3 separate regions of the Homo sapiens genome follow, and regions 1 and 2 are each linked to region 3. A link is an interaction called in ENCODE POLR2A ChIA-PET data of the cell type or tissue named here. Cell type or tissue: HepG2. All regions are shown on one strand. Links, peaks and the distances in the headings refer to the core of each region. The heading gives the core; the rest is flanking DNA.

Region 1 (9,395 bases), core at 88-5,087, 130 kb after region 3:
CCTTCACGTCACCGGGTGAATCCTCGGAGTCCAGGGGCTGCCATCACCCCCTTCTCTGACAAGGACGGGGGTCGTTGCCCAGCTTCAGCCGGCTCATAAGGCACCCAGCCAGGGGCATCCAGGGACGTCGGGCTGGCATCTCCAAGCTGGCCATTCTGACAGCCCCATCCAGGGGTGTGTCTGGGGTTCCTGTCCCCACCTGCCCCTGCCACCCGGGTCACGTCCTCCTGTTCCAAGCATTGGTCACCGAGGCACGCCCGTGTCCAGCGTCACTGTGGGGCTCACCTAGGCCCCTCTCCACAGGCCATGTTCGAGATCCTCACGTCGGAGTTCTCCTACCAGCACAGCCTGAGCATCCTGGTGGAGGAGTTCCTGCAGTCCAAGGAGCTGCGGGCGACCGTGACCCAGATGGAGCACCACCACCTCTTCTCCAACATCCTGGATGTCCTGGGTGCCAGTCAGAGGTGAGGCCACGCCACAGCCTTCCACACAGGGTCCTCTGCCAGGAAGGTGCCTCCCCCCGTGGGCACCGCACTGTCATCAGCAGGCCCCTGGGAGCCTGCGCTGCACCTTGATGTGGATGGTTTAGAGCAGCTGCTGGCTCCCGCGGAGTGTGATGACCTCTGAGGGTCCTTGAGGCCACCAAGAGCTGGCCCCAGGGCCGGGCTAAGCACTGGGGCTGTGGCATCCTGGTCGTTCTTAAGACGTGGAGCACTTCCCAGGGGTACAACCCTGCCCCACTGCCAAGCACCACCCCACCAGGACGTCCAGGCACAGAGGGCTGCATGATCCAGGCAGTGGTGGCCACAAGCTGCTCACCTGTAGGCAGGAAGCCTCGAGTTGCAGCTCTGGGTCATGTTCCACCCAAAGGTGTCTGGTGGCTGGACCTGAGCTCTGGTTGCAGGGCCTGGAGGTAGAGAGGCTGGACATGCAGCTGCAGCCATGCACGGGGGTATGTGCGTGGGGTGGGGTGGGGTGTGTGTGCGTGGGTGTGTGTGTGGGGTGGGGTGTCTGTGCATGGCTGTGTGTGCATGGTCAGTGGTGTGTGTGAGTGGGCTGGCCCCGAGGCCTGGAGGGTGGCTCGGGAGCATCCAGCACCCTGGTGTGTATGCATGGGTGTGTGGGGGCAGGGGTGTGTATGCATGGGCAAGGGTGTGTATGCATGGGCAGGGGTGTCTGCACGGGTGTGTCTGCACGGGTGTGTGTGGACAGGGTTGTGTGTGCGTGGGCAGGTATGTGTGTGTGTAGGTGTGCATGGGTTTGTGTGCCTGGGCAGCAGTGTGTGTGCATGGGTGTGGGGCAGGGGTGTGTATGCATGGTTGTGTGTGCGCGGGTGTGTGCATGGATGTGTGTGCATGGACGGGTGTGTGCACAGGCAGGGATGTGTGTGCGTGGGCAGGGGTGTGTATGCGTGGTCAGGGTTATGTGTGAGTGGGTAGGGGTGTGTGTGAGTGGCTGTGTTTTCGGTCAGGTGTGTGTGAGTGGGTGTGTGTGCGTGGGCAGGGATGTCTGTGTATCTGCGTGGTCAGGGATGTATGTGAGTAGGTGTGTGTGCGTGGGCAAGGGTGTCTGTGCATGGCTGTGTGTGCGTGGTCAGGGGTGTGTGTGAGTGGGCTGGCCCCAAGGCCCGGAGGGTGGCTCGGGAGCATCCGGCACCCTGGTGTGTATGCATGGGTGTATGTGCATGGATGTGTGTGTGGGCAGGGGTGTGTGTGCGTGGACAGGTGTGTGTGCGTGGGCAGGGGTGTATGTGCGTGGGTGTGTGTGCCTGGCCAGGGGTATGTGTGTGGGCAGGGGTGTGTGTGCATGGGCAGGGGTGTGCGTGGGTGTGTGTGCCTGGCCAGGGGTGTGTGTGCGTGGGCAGGGGTGTGCGTGGGTGTGTGTACCTGGCCAGGGGTGTGTGTGCGTGGGCAGGGATGTGTGTGTGCATGGACAGGTATGTGTGCATGGGCAGGGGTGTGTGTGCGTGGGTGTGTGTGCCTGGGCAGGGGTGTGTGTGCGTGGGTGTGTGTGCCTGGGCAGGGGTATGTGTGGTCTCGACCCTGTGCTGCTCCCTATATGCAGGAGGACCCCGGAGCATCGAGTCTCCTGAGCCTCAGCCTCAATGCTAACCTGAGGGGCGGTGCCTCTGGTCCCCTCGTGGGCTTGGGTGGCGCTGGGAGATGATTAGGGGCCTGTAGTGCCTGGCACAGGGCTGCCCCAACAGTGGTGGTTGCTGGCGCATTCTTATATCAGCCCCGCCCCTGGCGAGTCCCACCCATCTGCTGCCTGTGGGGTGCCCTTGCGGAACTTTGGGGCCCTGAGGGTGGGCAGGGAGCCGCCTTGTCCCTGGAGACAGGGGCTTCCTGTAGAGCTCCAGGGACCAGCTATGGGAAACTCCCAACCTCTGACTCAGCATGGGATGGGGCTGGGGGAGGGGGAGGGGTCTGGGATAGCGGCTGCCCCTCCCCCAGCTCTGCCCCCAGCCAGGCAGGCTTTGTGTTCTCTGAGCTCTGTGTCCTCCGGTCCCCTCTGCCTCAGGCAGCTGCATGTTTGCCTCTGACCTCCTCAGGGCTTTAGATTGCTGCCCTGGGGCGGGAAGCTCCGGCCTCCTCCCCCAGCTGGGCCCCCGACAGCTCCTGGCATTCACAGTGAACTGTCTGGGGAATCATCGCTATTTGGGGTAAGCGGCTGGTGGGCGGCTCTCCCAGACCTTTCTCAGAACCTGCAGTCACCCATATGAGCTGCTGACCGGCCTGGCCGGCCTGGGCACGTACGCATGTCGTGGCCCTGCTCATCCAGCAACCGAGGCCTCCCATGACCTGCTGGGTCCTCGTCCACGGGGACTGCAGCTCCATCTGCTGGGGATTCTCAAGGGCAAGCAGCTGTCAGGACACTCTCCCTGCAGGAAGCGTGGCTCCTGCGTGGGTGGCAGGCCCAGTCGGGCCCCGTGAGCAGAGGAGGAGGGACTCCCGCCCACCTCCACGCTGGGTAAGGGAGTCCTCCGAAGGACAGAGCTCTTGGGCTGGGAGGACCTCCTGTGGCGGCGGCCTGGAGACACGGATGTGGTCTCGGGTTGGGTGCTCTGAGGGTCTGCAGGATGGACGAGGCTCCAGCCACCGCCTCACACAGCAGGTGACCATCGTGGGTCCAGCCAAGCCCAGCCTTGGTGGCCGTGGCCGCCCATGGGGGCAGAATCCTGGCAGCCCTGGCCTAGCTCTGACCAAGTGTTAACTCCCTTCATCCTGATCACCCTGGACCAAGGCCTGGGTCATGGGGAGGTGAGGGGCTGGTAGCCCCTTCCAGGGAGTCTGCCAAGAGCCCACAGCTGGCCCCCCCCCGGCCTTGACTGTTCCCTCAGAACGGGGTGGGGGACCTAGTGAAAGTAAACAGTTCATGAACCCAGCTGGGAGCTTGACCAGCAGAGCTGCCTCGGATTTGGGACTCATCCTTGGAAGGGGTGGCCCCAGGCATCGCCCCTCTTTGCTCTTGTGCCTGTCCCCTGAGTCTCCGTCCTTGAGTTTCTTCCCAGGGGCAAGCTGGTGCGGCAGCGGGGGCCCGGGCCTGTGTGGAGGCCCAGTCGTTTTAGCTGGAAGGAGCTTGAAGGGCGAAGGGCACCAACTGGACAGGGCACCAGGACAGGAGGTCCAAATGGGCCCGCCTTTGGGGACAGTCCCTGGGGCTGCCCCTGGACAACAGAGGGACGGCACCAGTGCGTGGGATCGTGGCAGGGGGCTCTGTAAGGAGCCCCAGGCCTCTGACCACTTCCCACCCGCCCTCCCTGCTGTCCAGCATCCCAGGTCCGGGTCCCGCCCCAAGTGCTTGCTGTGTGCTGCCTCTGGGAGCTGAGCTCAGCTCCTGCCACGTCCATGTATGTGTGAGTGTGCATGCAGATGCATGTCTGTGTGTGCACACGTGGGGCCCGACCACCAGGCCCGTGGCACCCTCCTCACCCCTCCTTGCCTTCAGGTTCTTCGAGGACCTGGAGCAGCGGCACAAGGCCCAGGTGCTGGTCGAGGACATCAGTGACATCCTGGAGGAGCACGCTGAGAAGCACTTCCACCCCTACATCGCCTACTGCTCCAACGAGGTCTACCAACAGCGCACGCTGCAGAAGCTGATGTGAGTGGGCGGCCCCGAGGCCCGCAGGGTGGCTCAGGAGCATCCTGCACCCTGGTCTCCCAAAGCACATTCCTGCTCCCAGCCCAGCTTCTGCAGGTCCTGCCTGATTTTGGTACAGGCTGGCCATGCAGAGCCTGGAAGGACAGCCTTGTCCTCTTGCAGAAGCAGCAACGCCGCCTTCCGAGAGGCCCTGAGAGAGATTGAGAGGCGGCCGGCGTGCGGGGGCCTGCCCATGCTCTCCTTCCTGATCCTCCCCATGCAGCGGGTGACCCGGCTGCCCCTCCTGATGGATGTAAGTCCACGGCCTGAGGGTGGGGCCGGGCATACCATCCTGGGGTCCCACGGCCAGAGCCCTGCCCCGGATGGAGCATTACGTGCTTGTGACCTTCTCCTCCAGGCTTGGCCTATGATATTGTAATAGTTACGATCCTAAGATGGCTTTATTAACCAGGATAACTTTGTGGTCGCCGCCACCCACAGAGCTCACTGTGCCGGGAACTGTTCCAGCCCTTGGCGGATTTGTGTTCACTTACTCAATGGTTCATGAGGTTCAGGCACACTGACGAGTTGGAACTGGCATCACCCAGAGCCCTGCTGAGCCTCCTCCCAGCCCCCACCCCACCAGTCCTCCTAGACGTGGTAGCCCTGTCCCTGGCACCTACTCTCCCTGTTCTGTGGACGCAGAGAGGGGCTCAGAGAGGCTCACCAGCATGGGCTGTGTGTGTGGGATGCCAGCCCACAGGGCAGAGGGTATATGAGGGTGAAAGGTGTACACACACACGCACACATGTATATACAGTGTACACGCACTCAGGCACGTATGTGCCCATGTGCACACAATGCATATGTATGGATGCACGCCAGTACACACATGCATGCACACTTGCACACACTGCATTGCACCGATGCATGCACATGTGCACACAATGCACACGTTTGCATACATGCACACACAGGCACTGCACACACATGCACCCGGTGCACACACATACACGTGGATGCACACACATGCATGCACATGGTGCACAGGCATATTCACACATGTGCATGCTGCCCATACACACAGCCCCGCACATGGCAGGACTGAGCTAAGCTTCCTGAGGCTACACATGGCAGGGTTGCCCAAGCCAAACAGAACCTCAAACTCCTGGGGGCCCCAGGGATGTGCAGAAATGGGGCTGCCAGGGGGCCTCCACTGACGATTCCCCAAGTTGGATGGAGATGGCCGAGGATGGGAAGGGAAGGGTTCCAGGCAGGGGTGCTAGCTCCTGTTCCCACTCAACCTGGCCTGACCTGGCAGAGCTCCAGGTGGTGCAGAGGCCGTTCAGGGGCTGTACGTGCTGTGGGGCCCTGCAGGAGCCCCCTGGGGGCAGCTGTTGACCACCCTGCAGCCCCACACGGGGTCTGGCGTTGGTGGGAGCCTCCACACCTGGGATGCCAGAGGGGACTTTCTGTCCCATGTCTGTTGTCCATCCAGACGCTCTGCCTCAAGACCCAGGGCCACTCCGAAAGGTACAAGGCTGCCAGCCGTGCACTGAAGGCCATCAGCAAGGTAAGATGGGGCCTGGCCCCAGCCCTACCCGAGTCCTGTACCCCGACCCTGTCCCCACCCAACCCCACCCTACCCGATGGCATAGGGCTGGCTTCCCCTACCTTCCAGGGCAGCGAGTGTTCTCAGATTATCCATCCCAAGCCTTTCACAGCGCTGACAGGGAAACTGAGGCCCAGAGGTTCCCAGATTATCCATCCCAAGCCTTTCACAGCGCTGACAGGGAAACTGAGGCCCAGAGGTTCCCAGATTATCCATCCCAAGCCTTTCACAGCGCTGACAGGGAAACTGAGGCCCAGAGGTTCCCAGATTATCCATCCCAGGCCTTTCACGGCGCTGACAGGGAAACTGAGGCCCAGAGGTTCCCAGATTATCCATCCCAGGCCTTTCACGGCGCTGACAGGGAAACTGAGGCCCAGAGGTTCCCAGATTATCCATCCCAGGCCTTTCACGGCGCTGACAGGGAAACTGAGGCCCAGAGGTTCCCAGATTATCCATCCCAGGCCTTTCACGGCGCTGACAGGGAAACTGAGGCCCAGAGGTTCCCAGATTATCCATCCCAGGCCTTTCACGGCGCTGACAGGGAAACTGAGGCCCAGAGGTTCCCAGATTATCCATCCCAGGCCTTTCACAGCGCTGACAGGGAAACTGAGGCCCAGAGGTTCCCAGATTATCCATCCCAGGCCTTTCACAGCGCTGACAGGGAAACTGAGGCCCAGAGGTTCCCAGATTATCCATCCCAGGCCTTTCACAGCGCTGACAGGGAAACTGAGGCCCAGAGGTTCCCAGATTATCCATCCCAGGCCTTTCACAGCGCTGACAGGGAAACTGAGGCCCAGAGGTTCCCAGATTATCCATCCCAGGCCTTTCACAGCGCTGACAGGGAAACTGAGGCCCAGAGGTTCCCAGATTATCCATCCCAGGCCTTTCACAGCGCTGACAGGGAAACTGAGGCCCAGAGGTTCCCAGATTATCCATCCCAAGCCTTTCACAGTGCTGACAGGGAAACTGAGGCCTAGAGCCAGTGGAGCTCTCACACAGTTGATGAGCCCGTGGCACGGCTGGTCCAGGGCAGGCACTGTGGGCAGCCAGAGGCTGGCTGGGCAGGTGTCCTGGGCACACTGTGGGCCGTGTGGGCTGTGCCAGGGCCCTGTAGCACCAGCCTCTCACACGGGAACCATGCCCTGCAGCTGGTGAGGCAGTGCAACGAGGGGGCCCACAGGATGGAGCGCATGGAGCAGATGTACACGCTGCACACACAGCTGGACTTCAGCAAGGTCAAGGTAGGTGGCCCCGGACATCAGGGCCACTCGGACCACTTCCCACTCAGCCCTCCCTGCTGGCCTGCGTGTGAGGTCACACCCCTGAGCCTGAGGGCTGGAGAGTGGGTGCCTGCCCTCATGAGGCCTGGGGGCTGGGCCTCCTAGGGCTGGTGGCTCTGGTCTCTCCAGGCCTCAGTCTCCCGATCTGGGAGCGCCCCTTGTGGACCCCTCCCCTAATCCCACTGGGTGGGCCTCTGTGGCCCTTGCCCCATCCCCAGGACTGCACCGGCAAAGGGTAGACCCTAGGCCCTGAGTGACCAAGCCCAGGGGGCAACAGGAGTGGCCCTGTCAGTGCACTTGCCTGGGGCCAGCGCTCCTTGCTGGCCCCTCAGGGGCTGGGCAGGGCCTGAGGACAGAGCGGAGGGGACAGGGTGATTTCAGGGCCAGCCCAGATTCCATGTTTCCCAGTGAGGCTTGGATTCTGGGTAGGGTGAAATATTTCCAGCCCAGGCCCGGGCAGCCCTAGTCCCTGCCACAAACGGGCAGGGCTCATACCTCTCCCTCCAGAGCCCCCCACCCACGATCCCACACACTGGCCGCATCCTCTGTTGTCCTGGGACAGCCCAGGGCCCCTCCCCTAAGGCGGGCCCAGGTGGGTCTCCTGTCCTGGTGCCCCATCCAGGGGGTGTCCTTCAGGGTGGAGCAAGAAGTGGGTGACAGGCCACCAGCCACCCTCACTCAGGGCCACGGACAACCAAGTAAGGGTGCGGGGTCCCAGCTGGGGGAGGGGGCTCCCGGGGTGGGTCAGGGCGGGCTGCCTGGGGCAGGCGTCAGGGCGGTGACTTCGCGCCGCTGTCGCTGAGCCCACACCCGTGCAGCCCTCACGCTTGTCTCCCTGATCCTCTCGAGTCTGGGGTGTAACGCCTGCCCCTGCCAGAGCAAGGACCCCCTCCCAGGCCTGGTCCACCCCTGAGTGGGGCTCTCACCCCCACATGGTCTTGAAGTTGGTCTTGGAAACGGGTGTGGGGGTGGGGAGAACAGGCCCATCCAGGAGGGAGGGTGGTGGCAGAGGCCGGGAGCGGGAGGTGCCGGGGGCTCTGAGTCTGTAGTGGGCACAGGTGGGGAAGCCGGGGCCCACAGGGAGCAGGTGAGGAGGTGTCAACAGTCGCTGAGGAGCGGGAGCTGGTGGGCAGGCTCCTCATTCCCACTCTGCCCTCCCCCCCACCCTGTACTGCCACCCCCTACTGCGACACCCATCCCCGTCACCCCCACACTACCCACCCCATCACCCCCACACTGCCCACCCTCTGGCCTTTGCCATCCTTCTGCCCCCCACTGACTCCAGCAACTCAGCACCAGGCAGCAGGGAGGATGTTCTGTGGCTCAGGAGCCAGGAAAGGCCCCAGACGTGGAGCGTGGCCATCACGGGTGGGCCTGCCCCTGCCAACCCTCCCTCGGGGCTGAGCAGGTCCTTGTGCCTAGGAGGCCCAGCGTCTGCGTAATTGCCACGGAGGGGTGAGGTGTGTGTGGAGGCTTCCCCAGCACTGGCCTTCGAGTCCTGGCTTGGGTGAAATGTTCAGTGGTCACCCAGCCCTGGGCTATCGGGCAGGGTCTGGTCCGGCCTGGCGCACCTCGATTTGAGGCCCGGACACATTGTGCCCCTTTCCTCTGTCCAGCCCCGACTGAGGGCAGCCAGCTGGTCACCCAGTCCAGAGGCAGGAGTCAGTCCCACCTGGTGCTATGCGTCCTTGACCCCCTGGGGACCTGCTCACCCCGGCTCTGTCCCCCCCAGTCCCTCGCACTGATCTCCGCCTCCCGGCTCTGTCCCCCCAGTCCCTCCCACTGATCTCTGCCTCCCGGTGGCTGCTGAAGCGCGGAGAGCTGTTCTTAGTGGAAGAAACCGGACTTTTTCGAAAAATTGCCAGCCGGCCAACGTGCTACCTTTTCCTGTTCAACGATGTCCTGGTTGTGACCAAGAAGAAGAGGTGGCCTTAGGGCAGGAGGGTGTGGGGAGCCCCACTCCATGGACACTGGACCGCTGGCCCTGGGGCAGGAGGGTACAGGGAGTTGGCCCTGAGCCCCTCTGACCTCAGAGCCGAGGCGCGGCTTCCACTCGGCACATGCTCTACGTGACACTCGGGGGCAGGTGGCGCTCGCTGTGCAGCCTCTGACCTCCTCTGCAGACCTGGGTCTGCCGGTGATAGCCACGAGGAGGACTCGAAAGCCATGGCCTCTGTTCTGTGGGACGCGGGAACTCTTGGAGCCCGTCCGTGGCTGCCTCCCCACCACTGCAGGGGAGCCGGGTGGGACCTGGACGGGAGCCCAGCAGCACTGGGTAGGAGCTGGGTGGGACCGTCCCACCGACTGCCCGTGTCTCCACAGCGAGGAGAGCTACATGGTCCAGGACTACGCCCAGATGAACCACATCCAGGTGGAGAAGATAGAGCCGTCTGAGCTCCCTCTGCCCGGGGGCGGCAACCGTA
Region 2 (9,692 bases), core at 3,096-8,095, 120 kb before region 3:
AACTATTTTGCTGGGGAGAGGGGTGTGGGGGCGGGATGGCGGGTCCTGGGCGTCTCGGCTCCGCCATTGTCATTAATTATAAAATTGGGAGGACTGTAATTTTCCACTTAGGCTTGTCACCAATCGGGCAGTCACCCCAGCTGTGCGGGTGCCCCCCTGGGTTTGGTTGTGCCCGTGGGGGGTTGCTAGAGAGTCCTTTGTCGCCTCCCTGGGGGCACAGACACCTGGAACTCACTCTTTCTCCGAGGAACAGGAGCAAGTGCGGCATTCTGGAGGGAGGTGGCACTTGTTTCCATGAGATGCTCCAAGCTCCTCCTGTTCTTACCCAGCATTTCCCCAGGATTCCAGGAGACTCTGCCTGGCCCAGGAGGTTCTGCTCTCCCCAGGCAAGGAAGCGGGGTTTCCGGGACACCACGTCCACCCCAGGTCACCTACAAACAAGGTCAGCCAGGGCCGTAGACCAAGGACTCCCGAGGCCAAGCCGGTGCCTTCCCAGGAGGCCTTGCCACCCCCCATTAATCCTGCAATTCCAGATCATTATCAAGGTCACTGCCTGGTACATTAACTCAGAAGCACGCGGGTGACAGGGTGTGGCCAGTGCACCAAGCAGAACGGCCAGGCAAGCTGCGCCCAGACACATGTCGGAGTCTCGTGTGGCCACTGGGTCCGCCTCGGCTGGAATCTGCCATCCTTCTCCCACCACAGCCCCGCCCCTTGTCTGCAGGATGCAGGACTGCCCGGGAGGCTCTGCTTGGCCAGCAAAAAGTGTGTTTCCTTGTAAAAAGTTTACCAGAAAAGAGGAGAAAGTAGTTAATGGAGAAAATGGTTTTCCTTTTCAGACAGGCGTCTTTTCCTTCCATTCTCCTATTGGACACAAACCAGAAACTTCTAGATCTGAGGAGGGTCTGACACGCTGGGCAACTTCCAACCCTAACACTCTGTTTCTATGCAAAAATAATGCCTTTCTCAGTTCAAATGCTGCTAGGCGACCCAGGGCGATGGCGGCTTTTAAGAGCTGATGTCCACCCAATAGCACCGTCAGACTCGCAGGCCTCAGAACTCCAAGCCCTTGGTCAGGTGCGGTGGCTCACATCTGTCATCCCAGCACTTTGGGAGGCCAAGACGGGCAGATCACCTGAGGTTGGGAGTTCAAGACCAGCCTGGCCAATGTGGCAAAACCCTGTCTCTACTAAAAACACAAAAACTAGCTGGGTGTGGTTGTGCACACCTGTAATCCCAACTACTTGGGAGGCTGAGGCAGGAGAAATGCTTGAGCTCAGGAGGCAGAGGTTGCAGTGAGCCGAGATACATTACCACAATAGCATCTCGCAGGGGCAAGAATGGCTTCAGCTAAGTTAGTATCATCCTCAGAGACAGATTCTTCTTATTCTGAATAGTGTGTTGGGCCCCTGTTGGGTGCCTGGCCCTGTGCTAACATGTTCCACATCAGACGAGATACCAACACATGGGGAGATGGTTACAATGAGCTTGATCTTGACCGTTGGGGAGCTGTGGCCCCAGGATGCTTCTGTGGTGAATACAGACCTTTTGGCTGGGCAGGGCCTGAGACCCTGGTGTGATACCCTGGGCATCGTCCCCCAAACCTTCCTTTCAGGGCCACCGATCTTAGAGGTCAATGCCGCAGACCTGACAGTGGGGACCTGTGTGTGGGGATTGTGTGGTCAGCTGATCAAGGTATTTTTTCAGCCAATGGGACCGTATCCAAACATCATCAAAGACACCATCCCATCTGCTTCCCCATCGCTGCTGTTGGTCCTGATGTCAGTGTTGGGCTCCTGGATAGCCTGGGTTGAGGATTCTATCAGAACCAAAAGGACATCCCCAAGAAGTCCACTCCTACTGCTAAGGAATCTGTCATTCAATAAACAGGATCAGATGGCACAGAACAGAGCGGAACCCGACCTCTGTGTGGATGATCCACAGGTGCCACTGGGACCATGTCAGGAAGAAACAGCCATGTCGTGGAAGTGCAGCCAGGCCCTGGGGACAGGCAAGGCCCACGGGGTCCAGGAGAACAGGGCCTCCAGGAGGGTCATGGGTCCCGGGGACAGGCAAGGCCTATTGGGGTCCAGGAGAACAGAGCCTCCAGGAGGGTCATGGGTGGAGGCGGGAGAGAGTGGTTTGTGTGGGGTGGAAAAGAGTGGTGCAGGAAGGAAGGTGGGGGCCCTGCCTATAGAGCCAGCAACCTGGCTGCAGCCCCACCCTCCCTCCACCGAGCGGACCAACCCAGAACCCCACAGGGGCCCTGTCCTCCGGGGACCTGTCGAGTCAGTGCTCCTCTGCACGGTGGCTCCAGGCCACCCCTCCCTTGGCCCTTTCCCACTGGGCGTGGAGGGACGGCCGTGGCCTTCCCCTGCCAGCCCCTGCCCTCCTCCTCGGGTGCCCCCACGTCCTCTGGTTTCCCCTCAGCTCTCACAAATTCTGCCCGTGTCCGCACCCTCATTAATCAATGTCAAGGCGCGGCGTCGGCAACAAGGGGCGCATTCTTCCCCGGCTCCTCAGCCTCATACATCCCATTGTTCCCGGGGCCGATTCAGATGGCAAGAAAACAGCCTATGCAGCACATAAAAGAGATGAGGCAAAAATGAAAAGAATCAAGGGAGAAAAAAGAGGAGGCATTTTTCCCCCTGAAACACTCGAATAAATACTCGGCAATGATAATTTAAATTATTCATACATTTATGAAAACATCCATTGAAAACCCAAGTGTATGATGCTCTTTGTCTCTGTCTCTGTCTCTTGTTTGGGATTAATCTTTACTGTAATTCGGGCTGGCCGTGGCCCCCTGACAAAGGCCACACTCTCTTTCCATGGGAAAAATGTTTCCACATATCCCAGCAAGGAGCTGGGGAGAGATTTGTGCTGACGAGGCAGTGTCCAGGCCCCCGAGATGCTGAACCAGCCATGTTCAAGAAGCGTCCAACCCGCAGAAAGTACAGTGGGTTGTCACAGTGCTGTCACTCCAGTGACATCCATGCCACGGGGCTGGGAAGCCAGAGGGGCCTCCACAGAGAGGAGACCCACAGAGCATGCATGCTCCTGCAGGCCCCTGAGCCCACCAGGGAAGGAGAATCCAAGAGCCTTCCCCAATATGGCCTGCGTGGGGAGACACACCCAGACACATCCCCACCCAGGTCTGGTGGGTTGGTGGGTTTCAGATGCCCCCGGTGGCTGTCCCCCGCCGAACCAGGCCTAGTTGTCACATCACAGCTGGGCACACTCAATGACCTGCCATAGAAGGCTGAGGTGGGCATCCTAGCAGGCTGGAGCTGGGCATCCCAGAGTCTCCCCAAACCTGGGGCAGGAGTCAGGAGCCACACTGTCCGGAGGCTGTGGTTGGCCTCACGAAATCAGAGAGTCTAGGCCCATGCCTGAGACTGGAGATGCTGAAACCATTCTTGATATTGCAGAGGGCGGGGCTGTGGCTGTGGCCATCAGCATGGAACTGGAGGGGACAGGTTCCTGTAGCCAGTCATCCGTGACTGCCATAGAGTTCAGGTGCCCACTGTCCGCACCTCTGTCTTCCTCAGCCTCCCAGGCTCCTGGTCCCTCCCTGGGCCACCACTGTCTCTGACAGCCTGAAGCCACCCACTGGGATTGCGGCAGTTCCTCTGTGAATTAACTCGTAGCCTAGCACTGTTCCATGTCCAAATGTTGCAGGGCAGCAGGGGAAACGGCACCCTCTGTGTGGATAGAAGCACGCTTTCTGTGTGGTGTTTTCCTCCAGGGCTCCGTGACCAAAGCTCATTCCCAAACAGGATAAAAAGCCCCGGGTGGCCTTCTCCTCACACACCTTTCACCGTGAAACGGGCATTCGCCCGTGTGTGAGTTGATCGGCAGTGATTTCTCTTCCCTGGAAGTGACCCAGAATCCATTCCTGGGCGGCTGGCGTCCAGCTCCTTAGCCTGGGTTAGCGCTGGGGATGGGGCGGCCACAGCAGTGGGCGCACGGCAGCTTGCAGGCTGTCAGTTCAGAAGACGCTGCAGCAGCTGCTGGGCTGCCCCCCAGCTCTTCTCGGCTTATTTGGTCTGGAATGGGAGCAGGGATCTCATGGGAACAGCCCTCCTGGTTGGATTTATGGCTTCTCTGGTTTGGGCCAGGTCAGAACTCAAGAGGAAAACCGCTCCTTTCTGCTCCTTATTCCAGATGAAAGTGGATCTCAAGAGTGCCTGGGAGCATAAACTGGCCTCTGTCGAGCTTGGCAGCCATGCTGAGTGCGCTGGCCTAAGTCTACGGCGAGGGTGAGGGGTTCTCCCAGCCACTGTGGCTGAGTGCACGCTGTCCAGAAGCAGCGTTTTCACTCACGGCCCTGCTCTTCCTGGGGCCAGGTCCCCGTGCCGTGCATCCCGGTAGATCTTTTTTTTCAACACGGGAGAGCTCTTGAGAAACTCAGCCCAGTTTTCCTTGAGGCCCTGCGAGTTTCATTTTGGGCTGGCTGGGACGCGCGCTCTTCCCCCTAGAAGTATTCGGGATGCCGCCTGCATGCTACCTCGCTCACTCCCAACTCTGCTCCCCACACGAGGTTTTGGGGTGCCCCCTTGGACTGCTGCCACCGGCCTCTTCCCCCTCTTGCCGGCCCTCCCTCCTCTGTCACCGATGTTGGGGTCTGGGAAGGTAGCCAAATGCAGGAGGACACCGGAGCAATAAATCACCCCTCATCCAACATCTGCAGGCCCTGGGGCGAGCCCCTCGCTGCCGCCCCCATCCCATCCCTCGCCACAAAACACTATTGTCGTGGCCAAGTGAAGAAGAGTCGCCTGCACTTACAAAGGGCCTCTGCAGCCTGGCGTGACGGCCAGAGGAGGTGCCTGGCTCTCGGCAGGGAGCCGCAGGGCTCTTTCTTCCTCTCTGGTTCGTACTTCTCCTCTCTCATGGGGGTCCCCCAAAGCCTTTCATTCCGGCTTCATATTCACATAAAGACATCAAGAAAAAACCCAGCAGAAAGAATTATTAGGCATGGCTGTCAAATGCTTTATCGGAGAAGGGGGGAGGGCAGTAACCCGTTAGGTGCTGGCCAGCAGCCCCAGCTTCCCCAGGTATCCCCAGGGGGCAGCCGGGGCCACCTCGGTGTGCGGGAACAGGCCATGACACACTTGGGCACACCCACCCACTCCAAGGCACACATACGCACACGTGCACACAGATGTGCCCGCCCGCACAGGTGGGCATCGGTGGGGCCTGTCTCTTCACCAAGTTTTGAATGGCTACACCTGATCTCAAGGCCCTTCCTTAGAAAGGGATGTTCTCTGCCTTCCTTCTGGCTCTTTCTTTCTTTGTTCCAATTAGCAGAAGATGCTTCCTCCCCTTATCCACACTGGCAGGTGCCTCTGCCACCTTCTACCCACGAGCTGGGGTCTTTTCTACTCTTGGCAGCGAGGGGTGGCTGAAATCAGATGTGCCCTGGAGGCCAGGCCTCAGGACGCTCCTCCCCCAGGTGCACGCTCAGCGGACAAGGTGGACAACCCGAACCACGCTTGCTCAGAAATCCCGTAACCCAGCTGGCATTTTTGGAGACGTGTTCTCCCTCTTCCCTGCAAAGAGCTTTCTCACAGCTCACCCTAGACAGTTTTGCCACCTGCCAATCCCAATGGCTTTCCGAAAGTTCACAGCCTGGGGCCCAGCTCTCCCAAAGGAGGGGTCCTCGCGTCCAGTGCCGGGCTGAGCGGAGAGCTGCAGGGGAGAGGCGTGTTCTGCACACTGCCGCGAGGAGGGCCTTTAGGATTTGTGGTGAGGGGCACCCCAGGGTGGGCAGTACCTCAGGATGCATTTTCAACACAGCCTCACGGTGCACAGAAACCGAAAACCGCATGCCGACAAACGGCTCCCTCGGCAAACATTTTTATTTCCAATTAGCAAAAGAAAAATTGCTAATTTGCTGCAGTTGGACCAGGCTGACGTCTCAATCTGCGGAGTGTCAGCGCAGTGAAAGAAAATGTTTCACACTGTGTCGGCGAGAGCAAGCAGCTCTAAAGAGGGTCAGGGCAGCGGGCCCAGAAACCAGATTGACTGGCCACAGCGCTAAATTACTCACACAAGACACACATTGTCTGCCGTGCCAGCTCCCGGAGGACCTGCCTTCTCATTCTTTCCCCTTGGAGCTGGGGCGGGGGAAGGGGTCCAGCGTGGGAGGAGAGCGCAGGGGGCTGGCAGGCCCTCGGTAGGGCAGTATCATCTTTGGGAACAGAGAGAGTCAGAAGCCGGGTTAATAATTACCCAGGTCTGTCTGCAGTGTTCGGGAACAGGACGATAAAATTCTCCCAGATCCCCGCCACAGCTCTGCACTCGGGAGATTCTGTGCAGATAATGTCCCGCAGGAGTGAGGGCTGAACATGGCAGGAGCAAGGGCTGAACATGGCAGGAGCGGCCATCTCTCTCGCCCTGCATTTCAAGGCTCTGTAACCGCCCGCCTGCCCTGCTTCACCGACTTCGGGAGAAACCCCCATACCTCACGGGCGCTGTCTCCCCACCTCTGGCAAGCCGGAGGAGGATATCTCAGCAAAGCCAGCTCCCCCACAGGCATGAGGTCCCCCGGATCCACGGAGCTAGCACAGGCCATGGACCCAGACCGGCGGAGTCTCCCTGGGGAGATGGCGAGGCTGCGGTGCTGGCCACAGATGTTTGGCGCTGAGGTAATAATGAGCCTCTCCTGAAAACCATTGACCACGTAACCTCAGACAGTAAAAGCCCCCGAGTGGGCTCTCAGAGGATCTAAATGGGTTTGCCTGCATCTCCAGACATAGCCCTCATTTTGAAGAGACATTCATTCCGTGCCCACACGCGCCGGGAGGAATGCATCTTGTCCTCGCCGTGCCCACGCCGTCACTCCGTCTGCGGCACCTTCCTCCACACATCTCTGTGGCCCCACAGCACGCCCAGCCTCCCAGCCGATGCACACAAAACCTGTCCCCAACACCGTGGGGCCACGTCACAGGCATCATAGCAGCCGGCCAGGGCAGCCCCAGGACCTGTGGTCTGTCCTGGCTCAGACTCACGCCCAGGGCCAATCCAGGAGCTACCTGCAGCCCTCCCCGCGTCTGCCACCTTCCACAGCTCTGTGGGCCTGGGACCTGGTCACGCAGGACCAGCACAGGTTGGGGCAACATTGGGTCGGCAGGGCTGAGAAAGCCAAGACCTGCTTGCAGGTGCAGGGGCCACAGGAGCAGCCGGCCCACCTGGCCTCGAGTCTTGCCGTACCCCCAGGCTGCTGTGGTTCTCCTTGGCCTGAAATGCAACGGAAGGCTGACTTTGGGGATGGTCTAGAGGGGCCCTTTCTTGAAAGGACACCATTTGGTCTCTCTCCCCATTCTCTGGCAGTTCCTGGGTGTCACTGGGAGAAGCTCCCTGGATGACAGGTGTGCAGGGGCCTGGCAAACAGGAACCCAAACAGGGAGGCAGCCCAGGGTGCAGGGCTCGTGCATCTGCTCGCCTCCTCCAAGGGTGCTGCTACAGTCTGCATGGGGAAGCTCCTCGCCTTGGTCTCTTTGAGATAAGCTGCCCAGGGAGGAAAGGGCCAACCTAGCCCAGCCTTGGGAGAAAGTGCACCACAGTGGCAGAGCCAGCCTCTTCCAGCCCTTTGACACATGGTGATTTCAGAATCCATCCCATCAGGCCACTTGATGCTCAGACTCAAGAGAGGGAGACCCTGTCTGGGAGCAGGAGTCATGTTTACAACCCAGGGTGGTCAGTGAGGTGGAGAGGGGGGACGGGTTGCCAGTGGCTGGGCCTTGGAATTTCAGCTGGCCATGCCGACACTGGCTTAGGGCCTTGGGACGTGTGCAACCTCACCGTGTGCAACTCAGCCTCAGCATTCGGTCTCTGGCAAAGATGGGCAGTGCCCCACAGCCTCTGCCTCACTCCGCTCTTCAGGGAAACAGTCTCTAGACTAAGAGAGCAGAAGACTGGACTCTGGGCCTCCCGGTTCCAGCGCTCAGTTGCCTGCTGTGTGGCCTTAAAGTCATGAGCCTCTCTGAGCCTCCGGTTCAGCGTAACAGAGACAATCAAACCGGATCATGTACGTGGGACTTTTTTCCAGAAGATGCAAAAGCTGCTTGGATTTGCTGTGTTTGCACAAATGACAGGCGCTTGCAGCTGGCCTCACTGGGGAGACTCTTTGTCCGGCCTGCACCGACTCTCTAAGCACTGCATGTTCTTTAGTCAAAATAAAGCATTGCTGGTCGGGCCAGCAGTCACAGAGAAGTCTGGCTTCCAATGAACGTCATGCACTGCGCTTGCTTGGAGAGCAGAGGCAGGGGCAGCCTCTTGCATTTCCCCCTTCTCCCCTCAATGCCTGCCCGGCCCTGAAATGTCCACCCTGGGCATGTGGGACACACATGGATGCCCCCATGTACACGCATGCACACACATACACATGCACAGACGCACATGTGTGCAAACAGTGACATGCATGCGTGTCTAGGCACATGTACACACAAACACAGGTCGTGCATGCAAAACACATGTGCACACAGATGTCCACACACATATACAATTTCCTCATGGAGAATTCACTCCCATCCTGAGGCCCAGAACCTTGGAGCCATCCTCAGAGTTTGCTGGGTATGGAGAAATCTGTGCAGGAAAAGCCACAAATTTAGATGGGGATACAGTAAACTTCATGAAGTAGTCTCGCGTCTTATCTGCTCCCTAGACCCTGGAGGGCGTCCACTGCTCCCCAGCAGAGGTCTGCAGGCCCCGTGCTGGCAGGAAGTGAGGTGAGGGAGGCCCAAGGGGAAGGAGGGGCTGTTGCAGGTGCGTTTGCAGGGCCAGCCTCCGCCACAGGTGCCGTGACCTTGAGCTCAGGTCCCACCCCCTGACAAAGCAAATAACCAGCCAGAGGGCTGCCCACGTGGGTTCCCTCCCACCCACCCAGCCCAGCCTCCCCCAGTGAGGAGCTGGTGACGACAGATGTAATTCCCCTGGGAGGGAGCGGTGCCCCAGCTGCTGGCCCTGAGATGTATTTTCCAGCGTTCTGAGCTGGAAGAACAAGCTGAGGCTCCAGCAGGCCTGGGTGCTGGGACTTCCTCTTTTTTGCTGAGGAAGGTCTCTCTCCCTCCCTCCGCCATGAGGAGTGGGGGCTCGCAGCCTGTTGCCAACTACCCCGCCTTTCTTCCCTCCAGGAAGCCTCTCCTTCGGCCTGTGGTCGGCTTCAGGAGGTGGAACCTGCGGGGCCCCTGCCAACCAATGGTGCTGGTGCTGGGTGTGTTTCATGGCCCTGCCCAGCAGGCCTCATGCACCAGCTACCATGCAGGGGAGGGCCTGCTCCCCATCCCAGGGCACTTAGGCCCAGCCCACACCCCAACGTGAGACTCTGGGGCGGACTGGGCATGGGTGCTCTGCAGGGCCCCTGACTGTCTCCAGCGTGCAGTGGGGCGAGGACCAGCATCCCCATTCCCAGCACTGCAGTGGATGCAGGCTTGGTTCTGGATCTTTCCCCACATCCATCTGTGATTCCTGGGCTTGTGGTTTCCAAAGCTGAAGCCTGATGTGAGGGCACTTTGCATCCAAAGGGGCCTGGAGAAAGTGTGCAGTTTGCCCTCAAGGCCGGGGTGGAGTTTGGTGGGTGGGTTGGGGAGCAAGACCAGGTTGAGGGGCATTTGGATCGGTCAAGACATCCCCAGCTCCAGAGACTCCCAGACATGAGCGTGCGTGGGGTAGCATCTGCAGATGGAAGC
Region 3 (9,692 bases), core at 2,000-6,999:
CACACACACACACACACACACACACCCTTGGACATAAATCTGCAAATAAACTTTCCAAAGAAAAACACCTACTTCTTTCAAAATCCAGCCTTCTTCCCCGTTCTTTCTGGCATCCTGGTGGAAGGTGCTGGCCTGGCAGGGGCAAGGAGGACTCAGGAGTCCACAGAGCCCAGCTGCCCACACCTCCCCTGGCACCCCAGCCACCTCTGCCCAGGTTCACAGGAGGCCCGGGGGCCAAGTGCCCCATGCTCCTGCACTGAAGTGTGGGAGAGCTCAGACTGGTCTCCATGACCAGCCCAGCCCTGCTCGCTCTCTCTGGTCCTCAGAACCTCCTTACTGTGAACTCCGCTCCCTGAAGTCAGTCGTGGATCTGTCAGGCAGCCCCACAGAGGAGGCTGTGACGTCTCGACAGCCTGCCCAGAGTATCGCTGACGCTGATGTGCAGAACCCCAATCTCCACAGCTGTGCCTGAGAACAGTGAAGATGAAGGGAGAGAGGGTGTGGGGTCTGACTGCTAGGCCCAGCCCCTGCATTCAGGCTTACTGACCTGCCAAGATAGCGGGGGACATGCATATGTATCGGTGTGTGTATCTTATGTGCGCATGTGTGCACGTGCGTATATATGTATGTTGGAGTCTGTGTGTAGGTGTAGGCATGTTTATCTCTGTGTATGAGCACGTGTGTGTCTGTGGCTGTTTGTGTACATGCACATGTGTGTACATGCACATGTGTGTGTGCATGTGGAGGGGTGTGTGTGCATATTTGTAAGCAAATGCATGCACATGTGTGTTGGTGTGTCTGTGCATGTGTGTTTGCATGCACATGTGTGTTGGAGTGAGCCTGTGTGTGTGCACATACATACACATGTGTGTTGGTGTGAGACTGAGCGTATTCATGCACTTGTATGTTGGTGTGAATCTGTGTGTGAGTGCATGCATGCACATGTGTGTTGGTGTGAGTCTGAGTGCATGCATGCACATCTGTGTTGGTGTGAGTCTGTGAGTGCATGCATGCACATGTGTGTTGGAGTGAGTGTGTGTATGTGTGCACATTCACACACATATGTGTTTTTGTGAATCTGTGAGCACATGCATGCACATGTGTGTTGGTGTGAATCTGTGTGTGAATGCCTGCATGCACATGTGTGTTGGTGTGAATCTGTGTGTGAATGCATGCATGCACATGTGTGTTGGAGTGAGTCTGTGTGTGCATGAACATTCACACACATTGTGTTGGTCTGAATATATGTGCATGTGTGAGTGCATGCATCCACATGTGTGTTGGTGTGAGTCTGTGTGTGAATGCTTGTATGCACATGTGTTGGTGTGAGTCTGTGAGCACATGCATGCACATATGTGTTGGTGTGAATCTGTGTGTGCATGCATGCATGCACATGTGTGTTGGAGTGAGTCTGTGTGTGCACATTCATGCACATCTGTTGGTGTGAATCTGTGTGCGTGTGTGAGCGCATGCATCCACATGAGTGTTGGTGTGAGCCTCTGTGTGAATGCATGCATGCACATATGTGTTGGTGTGAATCTGTGTACATCTGTGAGTGCATGCATCCACATGTGTGTTGGTGTGAGTCTCTGTGTGTGAATGCATACACGCACATGTGTGTTGGTGTGAGTCTGTGTGCATGTGTATCTGTGAATCCCACTGTGAATTCTAATTCAGGAGACAGGAGAGAAAGGCCCCACCTGAGAGCTGGCACATTCTTCTCCCCAGTGCTCTGAGCATCCCCACCGCTTCCTCCATCGAAGGCACCCAACTGCTGCTCCTGAGGCTGTGGCCACTCTCTTTTCTGGGAGAACAGGTTTAGCAGGGTTCTTAGGAGGTGCTTGATTTCTAAAGCTGGGATCTTGTGGGTTAGAGTAGGGGCCATGCCAGGTCACCAAGACATCATCAAGGGGACCATCATCAGGGACCTTTGAGCTAGAGGCCCTTGGGGTGGGAGCTGGGGGAGACCCACCAGGTGCAGAGGAAGGCTGCTTGGCCACTGCGGGGCCAGCCCCCAACAGGGGCTGCGGGCACACACCATGCAACCATCTCTGCCCCAGGCTGGCTGGCTTTCCCTTGGTGTGATGCTGTGCGGTTTTCCATTTGGTCTCTCTGGTTGGGGATCCCCAGAGAGCACACGATAGAGTTCCTGGCTGACCGGCATTTCCACCCCTCGCCCTGGTGACCTGGAGCATGACACTGAGCATTGGTGCTGGAACAAAAGATGGAGGGAAAAGAAACAAAAGTCACACGCACAGGCCCACATGCACGGACACACACATGGGCACTTGTGTACACATAGATATGCACACAGACACATGTACACACATATGCCCACACACTGGCACGCACATGTGTGAACATAGTACACAAAAACACATGCACACAAATGAATACACACAGACACATGTGCACACATATAGACATGCACACACATTCACACAGACACGTGTGCATGCACACACGTGTGCACACACATGAACATCTAGCTTCATGAAGCTCTAGCCTCAGCTGTCATTTATTCCATTCTCATCCTTCCAGAGAAACAGGCGCAGCCGAATTCTCTTTGGGAAGTTGCAAGGACCCTCGCAAGGCAGGAGAAGGGGGCATACTGGGCCCCAAGCCTCCCAGATGCCAGGGCTTCCGTGGTCCTGCCAGGGGCTCCTGTGGCCTCAGATGAGAAGCCCCGTGGGGAACAGATGTTCCCTTGCTCCTCTGGGGCCCAATTCGAGGCCCCAGGACATTTGGCCTCTAGGCTTATCACAAACACACTGTCCAGGGAGCAAGTGCTCTGTTTACCCTTCAGTTATCTGAGCAGTGAACCAAGAAGCTAGGGCCAAGGTGCCCTCCTGGCTTCCAACCCGACTTCCTCATTTCAGAGGCTCCTTTCCAAGTGGGGACGGGGTGCCCGGGGAAAGCCGCCTCTTCTGTCTGACTGCCCAGGGTGGCCAGTTGATGAGTATCTCACCAGGGCTTGGCCTCTGGGTGCTCAGCCCCTCCACCTCCGGCCTGATAACCCGGGCTCCACCACTCAGGGTCCCACGCCATGAGGGCTGCTTGGCTGGCTGGGGAAGCTCCTGGAACCCAGGGGCTTGTGGCTACCATGCCCTCCTGGAGCCCCAGAGGCAGCCAGGACAGAAAGTGTCTGAGCACAGGCCAGGCCAGGGTCCTCTCTGGGCAGGACACACTGTGGACACACATGCCACCGTCCTGTTTTCTTTGGAGCTGACTGCAGCAGGCCGAGCCCATGAGGACAGGCCAGCAGAGAAAGGGCTGTCTGATGGCAGTGGACCATTTCTGCCCTTTTCTGTGCGGCTGTGCTGAGCTCCCCAGAGCCCAGCAAGCAGGAAGAAGCCCGTTGTGACAGTGACAGGCACCCCAGCAGCTGCCATTCAGGCCAAGGAGAGGCAGTTTGGAGCCCTGCTGCTGTCTGGGGAGAGTTGCAGCTTCAAGGCGATCGATGGGGAGCTTCCGTGCACTCCCCTCTCTGGCCTCCCCATGTCCCGCCTTTCCGGGTGCTCAGAGGCATCTCCTGCTCTCTCCTTCTGGAGGGCAGCTTCCTGGCCACCCTCACCTCCAGCTGCTGAAAGCCGAACCACGTTTTGTGGGATACTGCCCCCGAGGGAGACAGCTCACCCACCCACCACAGTACCATCAAAGACAGACGTCCTGCTTGTCTCGGTATCCCTGGCCCTTGCCCAGGGTGAGGCACAGGGTGGGCCTCCGCGCATCCGTGCCCGGAAGCAGGAACAGAGGGATGGGTGGATGAGTGGCAACCATCCTGGGTGGTCAGTAGGACCCTAGAAAGTGCTCAGAGCAGAGCGGAAAGGGCATGACCCCTACCCAGTGAATCCACAGGGGCTTCCTGGAGGAAGTGCTACTTAGGCTGGGATTTCAAGAGCAACAAAGCTTTGTTGCCCACCGAGCGATTCAGGCAGTGAGGTGGGAAGGAGCGTGGGAGGAGGCTGCGGAGCGACCATTGCCTTGGTCTCGCTCACACCTCCCACCTTGCTCGTGAAGGTGACAGTCCTACTGCGGACCCCTGGCTGCATTGTGTGTGTGGTGGGGGGTGTGCAGAGCTCAGTTACCCCATCTGCCTCAGCCTCCCTCAGAACTGTGGGAGACGGGGCTAAACTCCCCCCTCACCTGCCTCACCATTCCCTTCCCCAGCTGCTGGAATCCTCAGAGAGCCCCTGTCACTCAAAGGGAGGAAGAATCCACTCTGGCCAGGGCCGGTGCTAGGGCAGCCCAGCTCAGTCCCATAGGAAGATGCGGTTCTGTGCAGCAGCTGAGGTTGGAAGGGCCACCAGGCAAGTGGGGCTGGGGGGAACAGGTGTGCCATCCCCCGAGCGTGCCTCCTCCTCTCCCTGGGACCCGCGTGAAATTTCTGTCTGATGCTCCGTCAATGGCAGGCGATCTCTGCTGCGTATGGACGGATTCGCTGCCCAGGTTTGCAGGTCCATCCTCTGGAATCTGCTGTCAAGTAGCTTCATGGGTAAAGTGTGACCCTATTTCCTTTGGGTAAAACACAGGTGGGGGCTTCCAGGTCTGGGTCTGCCTCGGGGGATCCTCTGCTGTGGTAGCCGAGTCCTTACCTGGGCCCTTTGCACACTGTACCCCCTAAATCCCCAAGCAGACCCCACGAGCCCACCCTCCAAGCCACCATTGCCCCTCGGAGGGAGGTACAGGTGGTGGCCTCTCCCTCCCTTCACCCCGTTCCTGAAACAATTTGGGGACAGATGGCACCAGTGTGAGGCAGGAGCGTTTACCTGATCCCCATCTCAGAGGTGCTGCAAAACGCCATAAATACCAAACACCCGCTCCCGGAGAGCCAGCGCCATGGATCAGTGCATCTGGGGATGTCTGGAACATTCCGAGGGAAAATAAAACAATTATTTTTGACAACTTGCATCAATACCATCTACGTTTTTCCCCCTGCACAGGGCTCCCTCCCCCACTCTGAGTCTGTCCCTTCTACGCGTGTCTGTGTCTTCAGGAAATAGAGCCGGGACACTCAATAAGCCAATTGTTAGCTCCATCGATCTTATTTGGGGGCCTGAAAATTCAGCAGCCAGCACAGTGTTAAATTATTAACTAAATGTTTCCACTCACTGGGGACGTGTTTTGTAAAGGCCATCTAGATGAACAACGGCCTCTTTATGAAATTAACAGCCAAAATGGTGTCAGGGTGTGGGGCAGAAGTCATGGGGTGGCTGAAGGCAGAAGGCCCTGTGCACCTCCAGACTGGAGGACAGAGGTGAAGCTGGCATTGGGGGCCGTGCTGCAGCAGGACAGAGCTGGCTGGAGTCCTCCCTGGAGGAAGGGGAGCATGGCCCCCGTGAGCTGACCCCAGCGCACCTTCCCTCGGGCTGTGTGGCAGCTGAAGGCTCCAGGCTAGGGAGGGGGATGTGTCCAACCCCGCACGCTCCTTGGCCAAGTTGCTGCCCCCTGAGCCCTCGTTTCTCCCCCTCTGAGCCCTCGTTTCTCCCCCTCTGAGCCCTCGTTTCTCCTGGGCTATGATGGGTGAGCCATCCAGGCCACAGAGGATGTAGCAGAGCTGAGCAAGCTCCAGAGTGCAAAGCTCTCGAGAAGTGACTGTCGCCTGGTGGGTGTGGCAGATGGCGGCTGTCTTACCCCAGCCAGGTTTCCATCCCCGTTGGCAAGGGTAGGTCTCAGAGGGAGTGACCAGGGCTCACCTGTCCTCCTTCAGAGGCTGCAGGCCCTGGGCCTTGTGGTTGCAGCTGCTGCCTTAGAGAGCTTCCCATCCAGAGGGGAAGCAAGGGGGGCAACCTGGCGACTTTGCCCCATGCTTCCTAAGCAGCTCCTGAATGGAAGAATCGGGGTGGTCTGGCAGATGGAGATCAGTGTCCGGCCAGCCTGGCTAGCGAGACCCGCCGTGAAGCACAGACAAAGAGGAAGAAACCAGGATGTCAGAACACACACACACACGCGTGCGCACACACACAGAGGGTCCCTAACTTACGATCGCTCAACTTAGGAATGTTTGGCTTTACGACGGTGGAGAAGTGATCATAATAATTCAATAGAAAACATACGTCGGGTTTTGAGTTTTGATATTTTCCCAGCTATCAATTTGTGGCCCAACACCCTCTTGCTGTGTGGGGCAACAGCAGCAGCTGCCGCTCCCAGGCCAGCCACACAGTCATGAGGGTGAACCGCCCGCGCTCTGCAGCGCACTGTGTGGCCAGACGGTGTTGCCTGACTGTAAGATTTCCGAGGACATCTGAGGCAGGTGAGTCCGGGCTGTCTTCTTCGGGTAGGTTAGGTGTATTAAATTCATTTGGCTCACAATATTTTCAATTTATGATGAGCTTCTTGGGAGGTAACCCCATCTCAAGTTGAAAAGCACCTGTCCTTTTTAAATGTAAGGATGGGAAAGACCATGATTGAGGTTGCAGGTTGCTGGTGATCTTCCCAGCCCAGCCGTGCTCAGCCTGGATGAGGCAGCTAGGGAAACCCAGGGTGCACGATGGCCTCTGAGAGGGGAGCCTCGTGCCGGCGTGGCTCACCTGTGCCACCAACACCCTCCCCACCGAACCCCAGAAGTAACCTTGGAACCCACAGTTCCATACCAGGTCCTTGGGAGAATGAATGAACATATTCCTAAGACAATACTCTCCCAACTCCCAAAACACTTCAAGTTATTTGTGGAAAGTTCCAGGGGAGGAAAATTAACAACTCAAACCTGAGAAGCCCTCTGGGCAGGTGGGAGCAACCAAGCCACCCACTACTTCAGTGGCCCCTTCTGCCACGTCACCTCTCTGCCTGCAGGCAAGGCAGCTTGCTAAAATAAGTGTCCACAGTTAGCAGTGGCTAGAATAGGAAGTGACAGAGGTGAGTCTCAAACCAGGCAGTCTGGCCTCAGAGCCCCCATGCCTGTATGATGTGTGATATATACGGTAGCCTATACGTACCATGAGGGCACACTTGGATGACTTTGACACACGTAGCCACCACTAGAATCAACAGAAGGCTTTTCCATCACTCCTGGTCTCTTCCAGTCAATATCCCCCAAGGGCAAATGGCCAGCCGCTGTTCTGATGTCTATCACCTTGGATTCATTTTACCTGTCTTTGAACTCCGCATAAAGACATCCACGCATAAGGCACTGTTTTGTAGCCAGTTTCTTTTGTTCGACATGAGGATGTCTGAGGGCTATCTATGCCACTGCACTTGTCAGCTGCGTGTTCTTTTATTCTGTATGGCAGTAGCATGCATGGTATGAATAGATCCCAGGTTGTCTATCCACTGTCCTAGGCATGGGCGTTTTGGGTTGTATCAGATGTGGGCTATTACAGATAAAGTTTCTACAAGTATTCATGTGCAAGCATTGTGTGGACTTAAGTTTTCAACTCATTTCATTTTGATATAAATTGTCCAGGAGTAAAATTGTTCACTAGTAGGATACATGAATGTCTACATTTATGAGACAAATTGCTTTCCAAAAAGTTGTACTATTTTGCATTTCCACCAGCGGCAATGTGTGAGTGTTCCAGCTGCTCCGGTCCTCACCGACACTTAGTGTAGTCAGTCTTTTACATTATAACCGTTTGAGTGAGTGTGAAAGAATATCTCATTGTGGATCTAGTATGCATTTCCCAGATGAATTGTGATATTTTCACTGGGTATAAGTGCTTTTGTGAAGTGTTCGTTCAAGCCTTTTGTCCATTTTTAAATTGGATTGTTTGTCTTTTTATCAATTGATTTTTAGATCTTTATGTATCCTAGATACAAGTCCTTAGTCGTTTATATGTATTACAAATATTTTTCCCCAATGAGTGGCCTGGCTTTTTATTTTCTTAGCTGAGTCTTTTGATTGGTGAATGCTTTAAATCTCTTCCTTTGGGTTTAGTGCTTTGTTCAGACTTTTTTTTTTTAATTTTTGCTTTACTTCCTAGCTCTTCTCTCCTCCTGGGACTCCAGTTACATATGTATCAGATATTGTCCCACATATCGCTCAGGCTCTTTTCCTTTGGTTTCAGCTTTTGGTTTTTGTTTTGTTTTGTTTTTTTTGAGATGGAGTCTCGCTCTGTCACCCAGCCTGGAGTGCAGTGGTGCAATCTCAGCTCACTACAAGCTCCGCCTCCCGGGTTCTCCGCCTCCGCCATTCTCCTGCCTCAGCCTCCCAAGTAGCTGGGACTACAGGCATCCACCACCATGCCGGGCTAATTTTTTTGTATTTTTAGTAGAGACAGGCTTTCACCATGTTAGCCAGGATGGTCTCAATCTCCTGACCTTGTGATCCACCCACCTCGGCCTCCCAAAGTGCTGGGATTACAGGTGTGAGCCACCGCTCCCAGCCTGGTTTCAGTATATTTTTTCTATTATTTAGATTGGATAATTTTATGGATCTGTTTTCAAGTTCACTCACCCTTTCTTCTGTCATCTCCAACTTGCTGTTAAAAGCCCATCCTTGGGCTGGGTGTGGTGGCTCATGCTGGTGATCCCAGTGCTCTGGGAGGCTGAGCTGGGAGGATCACTTGTGGCCAGGAGTTCTAGACCAGCCTGGACAACATAACAAGACTCCCTCTCTACAAAAACATTAAACAATTAGTCGGTTGCGATGGTGCACCGTCATAGTCCTAGCTACTTGCAAGGCTAAGATGGGAAGATGGTTTGAGCCCAGGATCACGTCACTGCCCTCCAGCCTGGATAACAGAGCAAGATCCCATCTAAAAAAAAAACTAAGCCTATCTAGGGACTTGTTATTTCATGCAGTATACTTTTCTGTTTTGGAATTTTCTTTTGGTTTTTAATTATAATTGGCATTTCCCTGTTGGCATTTCCCCTCTGTTAGTTCATTGTGATTACCTTTGCCTTTAAGTCTTTGGACATATTTATAAGGTATTTTTAAATCTGCTGATTCTAACATCTGGCTCATATCAGAGTTGGTTTGGATTGGCTGTGGTTTTTTCTAGGCTATGGGTGACAATTTCCTGTTTCTGTGCACATTTAGTAATTTTTTATTGTATTGGATGTTGTAGATGACATTGTAGAAACTCTGGATTCTGTTGTATTCCTCTGAAAAGTTTTGGTTTTGGTTCTAGAGAGAGTTTCAATCACTAGGTGCTCACCCTGAGTTTGCAGAAGTGTGGCTCTACACTTTATTAGGTTGGGTCTTCTTCTGTTTTATCTTTAGGATTAGTCTTTGTTCTTAAGGCTCAGCCCTTCTGGGACTTTAGTGGAAAGCCAAAGGTGATCATCAAGCTCTTCTAAGTTGATGGGACTCAAATTCCAAAGCCCTGCTGTGGTAAGCAGCAAGTGAAATCTCTGTGTAGCTCTTGTTTTCTGTGGGGCCCTTTGCAACCTCCCTCATGCATGAGCAATTCAGGGGTTTGAGGGGTGTATATGCACACAGGAGGATCATGTCTCTGTGGCTCCTTCCTTTCCATGGTTTCTCCCCTCAACTTACAGATGCTCTGACAGCCTCACACTGCATCCTCTGACCCATCTGTCCCATAAGACTGCAGCTTTCTGCCCGAGTTCCAGCTGCCCTGTACCAAGTAGGCTGCACAGTGGCCTTGAGGGAATACCTGGAGGACAGTGGCCCTCACAGTGCACTGCTTTCCTTCAAGGGTTCAGTTCCTCCAGTTCCCACCTGCTTTTTGTTATTCTCTAGTGCTATCAAGTTTTTTTTGTTTTAAATTATTTTTTTCCAAGTGTATCATTGT

What was found. ChIA-PET counts read pairs that join two places held together with the same protein. Peaks named below come from ENCODE experiments on the same cell type or tissue, not always from the same donor. Only the 100,000 strongest peaks of a DNase experiment are listed, where the experiment ranks them.
Region 1: POLR2A ChIA-PET joins it to region 3 with 5 read pairs; 1 of 35 experiments calls an interaction of 5 or more read pairs at or near these places.
Region 2: POLR2A ChIA-PET joins it to region 3 with 6 read pairs; 3 of 35 experiments call an interaction of 5 or more read pairs at or near these places.

Annotation. Positions count from the first base shown.
Region 1 is chr1:3,469,130-3,478,524 of GRCh38, forward strand. It overlaps ARHGEF16 (Rho guanine nucleotide exchange factor 16), which reads left to right. Exons shown (of 15, transcript NM_014448.4): 6 at 304-464; 7 at 3,949-4,101; 8 at 4,264-4,393; 9 at 5,579-5,653; 10 at 6,841-6,933; 11 at 8,746-8,897; 12 at 9,295-9,395. Among named protein-coding and RNA genes, the nearest start is that of ARHGEF16, 19 kb to the left of the region's middle. RefSeq lists an enhancer at 2,438-3,063. In HepG2, for the core only: a CTCF peak has its summit at 2,850 (motif pointing left); a DNase peak (open chromatin) is centred at 2,482.
Region 2 is chr1:3,213,344-3,223,035 of GRCh38, forward strand. The region is part of intron 2 of PRDM16 (PR/SET domain 16); the gene reads left to right. LOC105378605 (a long non-coding RNA gene) reads right to left here and starts at 402. Exons shown (of 2, transcript XR_007065436.1): 1 at 236-402. RefSeq lists enhancers at 3,923-4,691, 5,513-6,056, 6,057-6,599, 8,228-8,770, 8,771-9,313. In HepG2, for the core only: no CTCF peak of the experiment used is centred there; a DNase peak (open chromatin) is centred at 6,158; H3K4me3 peaks cover 1,120 bases.
Region 3 is chr1:3,335,618-3,345,309 of GRCh38, forward strand. All of the region lies in intron 3 of PRDM16 (PR/SET domain 16), which reads left to right. Among named protein-coding and RNA genes, the nearest start is that of ARHGEF16, 110 kb to the right of the region's middle. RefSeq lists an enhancer at 3,333-4,148. In HepG2, for the core only: no CTCF peak of the experiment used is centred there; a DNase peak (open chromatin) is centred at 5,074.